Linked DNA regions of Homo sapiens: all the other regions are linked to region 1. A link is a loop called in an ENCODE intact Hi-C map of the cell type or tissue named here. Cell type or tissue: PC-3. All regions are shown on one strand.

The links. Peaks named below come from ENCODE experiments on the same cell type or tissue, not always from the same donor. Only the 100,000 strongest peaks of a DNase experiment are listed, where the experiment ranks them.
Region 2: it touches region 1 in a loop (2.3-fold over the local background); 1 of 110 quality-filtered maps calls a loop at or near these places.
Region 3: a loop joins it to region 1, with 6 times the contacts of the local background. A loop is called at or near these places in 1 of 110 quality-filtered maps.

The regions. Positions count from the first base shown.
Region 1 is chr2:195,363,223-195,365,722 of GRCh38, reverse strand. The region is part of intron 1 of LOC105376755 (a long non-coding RNA gene); the gene reads left to right. Among named protein-coding and RNA genes, the nearest start is that of LINC01825, 170 kb to the left of the region's middle. In PC-3, no CTCF peak of the experiment used is centred here; DNase peaks (open chromatin) are centred at 1,032, 1,482 and 2,022; H3K4me3 peaks cover 464 bases; H3K27ac peaks cover 2,160 bases.
Region 2 is chr2:195,410,100-195,412,599 of GRCh38, reverse strand. No RefSeq gene overlaps it. Among named protein-coding and RNA genes, the nearest start is that of LINC01825, 120 kb to the left of the region's middle. In PC-3, no CTCF peak of the experiment used is centred here; a DNase peak (open chromatin) is centred at 1,169; H3K27ac peaks cover 600 bases.
Region 3 is chr2:195,543,211-195,545,710 of GRCh38, reverse strand. No RefSeq gene overlaps it. Among named protein-coding and RNA genes, the nearest start is that of LINC01825, 11 kb to the right of the region's middle. In PC-3, no CTCF peak of the experiment used is centred here; a DNase peak (open chromatin) is centred at 1,050; H3K4me3 peaks cover 350 bases; H3K27ac peaks cover 1,432 bases.

The sequences.
Region 1 (2,500 bases):
ACTAAGCAGAGAGACAAAATCCAGTTACAAAACAGTAGGCAGAAACAGGGAATAACAGCTAAAAGCAAAAGCATTTTGATGGAGGTGGGAGGTGGGGCCTGCAGTGTCTTTGAGCCCTGGAATGCAGTTGCCACACTTTTTTTTAGGACAGTCGTGCATAGATTCAGCCATGGGTGGGTGGTTGCCAAATTAGTTTGAACTGACAAATATGCTGGGACCCCCTTAGGAGAGAAAGTGAAGAAATAAGGACTGAGGAGAAGTGGGGGCTGGCCTCTGAGTGAGTCCTACTATGTGCCATTTTATGGTAATCAAAGGAGCATCATTGGTTCCTTGATGGAATCCAGAGCTGAATCCGCAGAGAAGTCATCTGGTGGTTGGCACAGTAGTGGGAGAACTCATTGGTCAGAGATGGAGTCAGGAGGCTGATGTGAGCCTGGAAGTTGGCACATGTACAGTACAACCTTAAGCTTTCGTTGGGCATAGGGGAAATAAGATCAAATTCCCAGGAGAGAGAAAAGAGGGTATAAGAGGGTGGGGCGTTAGAGCCCACCATGCTGGCTGAAGTCCCAGAAGGCAACTGCAATGCTAGGAAGTGATATTGAACAGAAGTTTAAAGTTTTGATACCAGTGTCTGAGAGATGAGTGGCCTCCATATCAGGATGGATCTACTGAGGCTCTATATTAGTCTATTTTCACACTGCTAATAAAGACATACCTGAGACTGGGTAATTTATGAATCACAGTTCCACATGGCTGGAGAAGCCTCACAATCATGGTAGAAGGTGAAGGAGGAGCAAAGGCACGTCTTACAAGGCAGCAGGCAAGAGAACGTGTGCAGGGGAACTGCCTTTTATAAAACCATCAAATGTCATGAGACTTACTCACTTTCACAAGAACAACACAGGAAAAACCTGCCCCCATGATTCAATTACCTCCCACTCGATCCCTCCCATGATACATGGGGATTATGGGAGCTACAATTAAAGATGTGATTTGGGTGGAGACACAGCCAAACCATATCAGGCTCCATGAATTCCTCTCACAGTAACATGAAACCAGGGCTCAGAAGCCCAGTCCAGCTCAGGCTGGAGCCCAATCTACCAATAGAAGGCATCTATTATGTCTGCAGAGACTTCTGTGGGAGAAGGATAGCAGGAAGAGGACATCTCTCCTTTCCATTCTCAGACCAGAGTCCACACTCATACTTTGTCAGAAGAGAATGACCATTACAGAGTCAGAAGGCAGAGTCAGTAACTGTTAACTGGCAGCAGTAAGATCAACAAAACACTGGCTTTATTATTCAGAATTCTTTCCTGTAATAATATTTGGTTTATTAAAAATTTACCTACGTTTCCAATATCCCAAATAATTTATATTGGGTTATATAAGACAAAAATGAAATTGTACTTTGATTAACAAACTAGTCCACAGGCTGTGTAGAAACTACCACCCACAATTATGAACAATGATTATTCATTCCCCAAACATTAGTCATCCACATTCAAAGGGTTAGCTTCAGCAAACAGAAGCTTACTTTATTATTATTTTTAAATCTTACGTTCTTGGAATGCTCAAGGCTTTCTCCAGTAATTAAAAATAAAGCATTAAAAAGATCTTAAATTAACAATTTTGTTAAAGGAAAAATGAGCTAAGAGATTCAACTGTATTATTCAAAGGATATAAGTAGCAAATATTCTTCTGAAGTGCATATAAAAAACACATTCAGCACCTTTGATTAAGTCACATGGTATCGACAATAACTTTTAACTTGTCTTTCTTCAAAGTTTAAAAAAGAATTAGAAAAATATTTAATCTATTCAGCTCTTTTTGTCTTGTGCCAAAACATATCTTGGAATTTCAGGGAGTCAAGCTAGCTGAATAAAAAGAAAAGATCAAAGGCAATGTTTAAAATTTTTGTAGGAAACACAAAGAGGAAATTTAAATAATATCCAAAATAAACAAAGTGGAAACTTTGTATGACACAACAGCACAGGCAGTAACCACTGAATCCTGCTGGAACTGTGTGTAACCAACTGTGTATAACCAAATATTCAAGTATAAATGATCTCATTCATACCTGAATACTTACATGATTAAATGAGATCATTTATACTTGAGTGTACATACTGCTGGAACTGTTTGTATATTGAAGTATAAATGAGATCTGAACTGTTCCCATAGGTATTCAGCACATCTCTGGGCACTCACAACGCTTTTTTTTTCTGTTCCTACAGAGCTTTCAGTGACAAACTTTAGTATGTTGAAATGTTTGGGGCCTGTCTTCTTGTCTAGAAATTAAGTGACACTGCACCATGCCACCTTGGACATTGTGAAATCTAGGTTGGGGATAGTAGGAGGTGTCATTTATTGTTAAGACATATCTCACCCTAGGACACCATTTTTCTACGGTACTCAGGAACAGGTAGTTCTGTCTTCCTTTGGAATAGCCAACTGAATTAGGTACATGTTGGCTGAGCTATGTTTATGATATATAATTTGT
Region 2 (2,500 bases), 47 kb before region 1:
GATTTAGTAGGCAGGTATTTTTCATAGTATGGGACTTTTACCATTCCTTTATTTTGTTATGATTGGGGTTTCTTTCCCTATTTTGATTCATTATTTTTATTTTAAATACCCAGGCTATTCAATACTCTTGGTTCATCAAATTCTTAATAATCTACATTATATGTTAGTTCAAATGTTTTTCAATGAGTGAACATAGTTTTCCAAATAATGTAAAATATCAAGAACAACATGCTGACAGTCTTCCTCTCATCCTCCACCCCTGAAAGAAAACAATGCTTCAGTTCATACATAGGATTGTTTTGTAGGAGATTACTGTTTTATCTGAGAACAAAATAATGAATGAGGAGACAATAAAGGAATGTATCTTTTAATGGCTAACTCCCTTATCAATGCCCGACTCCTCATAGCCTAGAGCATATAAATATACTTAGTTGAATAATTTCTAAGTAAGTTAAGCACTACCATGTACCAAGTGATTGTTCAAGCCACTTGGAAAAGGCAGAAAGAGGTCAAGTGATTTCTAGTGATTGCTTCATAAATAATATGATATCTAGATTGATATTTTAAATTTTAGATTGCTAGAGTATTTGCAATTTTTAATACAATTTATCATGGTCTACTAAGGGGAAAAAGAATAACACTTTTCACTTTAAAGGCATTAGTGCCTTTTCAGAAATATAAATGTCTCATATTTATTATAGTATGGTTTTGATATCCTTCAAAGGAGTTAGGTTGTGCAGGGATTTTCCCAGGATCAAGAAATATAGCTAAAGTGAGTTCTATGTTTTTATTTATTTATTTATTTATTTATTTTTGGGACAGAGTCTCAGCCTGTTGCTAGGCTGGAGTGCAGTGGTGCGATTTGGCTCACTGCATGCTCCGCCTCCTGGGTTCACGACATTCTTCTGCCTCAGTCTCCCGAGTAGCTGGGACTACAGGCGCCTGCCACCACGTTTGGCTAATTTTTTGTATTTTTACTAGAGACCGGGTTTCACTGTGTTAGCTAGAATGGTCTCGATCTGCAGACCTCGTGATCTGCCTGCCTCGGCCTCCCAAAGTGCTGGGATTGCAGGCGTGAGCCACCGCACCCGGCCGGTGAGTTCTAAATAGCCAATGCAGTCATTTGCTTTTCATGGGTCTGATTACTCACTGACCAAACTGAGTCACCCTGATACACTGATAATTTTTGTGGGTTCCAAAATTGTTCCTCTGCTATAAACGTAAACCACTGCAATTACTTTACAACTGAATTCCTTTGGACCCTTAAGGCTAATTAATTTCACTCTGCTTCTCAACTCTGTTGTCCTTGGCTGCCATTCTCAGTTTCTATTTTCTCACAGACTTTAAATATTGCACTGCCTTGCCCTTCCTCTCCTCCTGGCACATCCTCTTCCTTTTCCAACCTTTTCTCCTGAGACTTGTGGAACCTTGTCCTAGTAAACAGATTTCCTTGAATTTTGCTTATACATATAATCCAGAAAATAACTTTTAGGTCTTCTAAATACTTCTAGAATCAGGCCTACTATAATCAGTTAGCCTAATAACTGGTGTCTTGACTTCCTCCACTCCTAGTGAATACTAAATACTAAATTTTAAGCTTTTTACAGCCTTATGTTAATAACATAATTTCGCTAAATAAAAGTCTCCATGGGCTACACAATAATTTCCAAATTCTATGGGATGTGCCATGTTTATCTCCTCTTAAATTCTCTCATTCTACATGCATTGCCTAGTAAAGTCATTTCAGATCATGTTTGCTAACACTGTTTCCTTGCATTAGAATATAATTCTCCACTTTCCTTAATTTGGAAACTCTAACATTATTTAAGAGCCATTGAAAATTTAACCTTCTTCAAGAAGCCTTCTCAATACAACTAATTTGAACCAGACATTCTTTCGTTTGTTCTTTTATTGTATTTGTACTCTTATATATGGTCTGTTTTGTGTTATATTTGAAATATACCTGTATTTATTATCCAACTGGTTGCAAGATTTTTAAAAAAAGGGACTTTCCAAGTCATCTTTGAACTCTTGGAATGACAGTTCAGAGGCTGAATCACAGCAGGTATCAAGGATATTTTGCCTAAGAAAGGGAACAGAGAAACACTGAAAAGCACCCAACAGAGGTTATGGTGAAGACAACCAGTGATATCTAAATACAGGCATAGAGTATGTATAAGACTCCTGGGAACTAGAACTGAGAAGACATTAGAAACACAGCGTTTTCATCTGCTTCTCCCTCAGGGGATGCATGGCCTATCCCATTTCTATCTCATATTCTCTCTGTCAGAGCAGTTCCTCTAAATCTGGTGACACAAATGCCCACACTGTTCTAGGATGGACTGTACATGATCTAGGTCTTTCAGCTTTCATCACTATTGAGCAACTTTCTGTAGTCTCTTAGTTCAAATAGGCCAGCAGGGGATTCATAAAGCTTCCATTTTTGAGCCAGGCCATAATTTGTTATAGGTTACAGGGCAAGCTAAGGATCGGCTTAAGC
Region 3 (2,500 bases), 180 kb before region 1:
AAGCGATTCTCCTGCCTCCACCTGCCGAGTACCTGGGATTACAGGCCTGTGCCACCACGTTTGGCTAATTTTTGTATTTTTAGTAGAGATGGTGTTTCACCATGTTGCCCAGGCTGGTCTCGAACTCCTGACCTCAAGTTATCTTCCTGCCTTAGCATCCCAAAGTGCTGGGATTACAGGCGTGAGCCTCTGTGCCCAGCCCCTCTAAATTTTTCTTTTTTTCTTTCCTTTTTTTTTTTTTTTTTTTTTTTTGAGATGGAGTTTTGTTCTTGTTGTCTAGGCTGGAGTGCAATGGCGCGATCTCTGCTCATCGAAACCTCCGCCTCCTGGGTTCAAGTGATTCTCTTGCCTCAGCTTCTCGGGTAGCTGGGATTACAGGCATGCACCACCACACCCGGCTAATTTTGTATTTTTAGTAGAGATGGGGTTTCTCCATGTTGGTCAGGCTGGTCTTGAACTCCCGACCTCAGGTGATCCACCCGCCTCGGCCTCCCAAAGTGCTGGGATTATAGGTGTGAGCCACTGTGCCTGGCCTAAATTTTTCTACACTAAAATGTATAGCAATTTTAATGAACTAGTGTCATTATTGATAGAGACTAAAAATCCAATTAGTTAATCTGCTTGCCAATTTGGGTCATTGCCAAGAACTATTTCTAAATTTGATTGCATTGATTCAATAGACTTTCCTAGGTATTGAGATAAAAGGTTGGTAAAGAAAGCTAACAAACGTTTTTTTAAAAAGTATTGGGAAAAATGAAATAGTGTATCTCTCTACTTGCTTGTTATCACCATTTGTATGCTTCAAATCAAATCCAGAAACCTATATAAAAATATGAAAAGATATAAAAACACCAAGACACTGTTTTATGTACTTTCCCTCACACTCATTTTTTGCTTACACTCTTATTGCTGCTGCTGTTCTTCCAGTTAATGTGTAACTTAGTGTTGTTTTTTGAGATAAAAAAGTTTACATGATATGATTCACTTCCTTCTCTGTATATCCCATACTCCTGTAGTACACTTAACGAATCTTACTGCCTCTTGTTTTTTGCCTTTAAAATACTCATCACCAGATTATGAGCTCCTTGGCAGGGCCCATGACTAACCCTTTCTTTGTATCCCCAGTGCATAGTGTAGTACTGGTACGTGCTAGGAACTTTATAAACATTTGTTGAAATAAATTGATTTGGCCTATCTGCTGTAGTAACAGCAGGAGGGTAATCACCTGCTACTTTATTGTTTCTGGTATGGCATCTATTAATTAGCTGCTGAGTTGAGTTTTTCTAGTTAAATAGCTTTCCATGGAAAATAGGCATAATAATAGTTTCTTTTTCTTTCCAACTTTTATTTTAGGTTCAGGAGTACATGTGCAGGTTTGTTACATTTCATGGGCATTTGGTGTACTGATAATTTTGTCACCTAGGTAATCAGCATAGTACCCAATGGATAGTTTTTTTTTCTCCCCTCCCCTCCCCCTCCCCTCCCATCCCCCCCACCCCCCTTTTTTTATTCAGACATAGTTTCTCTTTTGTTGCCCAGGCTGGAGTGCAATGGCGCAATCTTGGCTCACTGCAACCTTCGCCTCCCAGGTTCAAGTGATTCTACTGCCTCAGCCTCCCGCGTAGCTGGGATTATAGGCACCCACTACCATGCCCTGCTAATTTTTGTATTTTTGGTAGAGCCAGGGTTTCACCATGTTGGCCAGGCTGGTGTCAAACTCCTGACCTCAGGTAATCCATCTGCCTCGGCCTCCGAAAGTGCTGGGATCATAGGTGTGAGCCGCTGCGCCGGCCCCAGTGGGTAGTTTTTCAAACCTTACCTTTCTCCCACCATCCACCCTCAAGTAGGCCCTGGTGTCTATTCTTCTCTTCTTTGTGTCTATGTATACTCAATGTTAATAATAGTTTCTTACTTGTAGAATTATGATGAGGAATAAATGGAATAATATATGTAAAGTGTTTTGTAAAGTACAAAGTAAACATTCAGTTTTTGGTTGGCTATTACTCTAGCTGCTACTTTTATTATTGTTCTTATTATTAATCATTTTGATTTGGTTTTGGTAACCAATGCACTATTTCAGATGAAAAGCCTAAGCATAATGGACTGTTTGAGTCCCCCCCAAATCCATACATCGGAATCCTAACCCCTAATGTGATGGTATTGGGAGGTGGAGCCTTTGGGAGGGAATTAGGTCCTAAGAGTAGAGCCCTCATGAATGGGATTAGTGCCCTTATAAGAAGAAACATGAGGGAGATGATTTCTTTCTTGGCCAGGTAAAGATACAACAAGAATACCGTCTTCGGCAAACCAGAAAGAGAGCTCTCAGCAAACACTGAATCTGCTGGTGCCTTGATCTTTAACTTCCAAGCTTGCAGAACTGCTAGAAGTAAATGTTTGTTGTTCAAACCACCCCATCAATGCTGTTTTAGCAGCCTGAACTAAGACAGAAATTGGTAGTGGGAGTAAGGTGCTGATGTAACAATTACCTAGAAATGGGGAA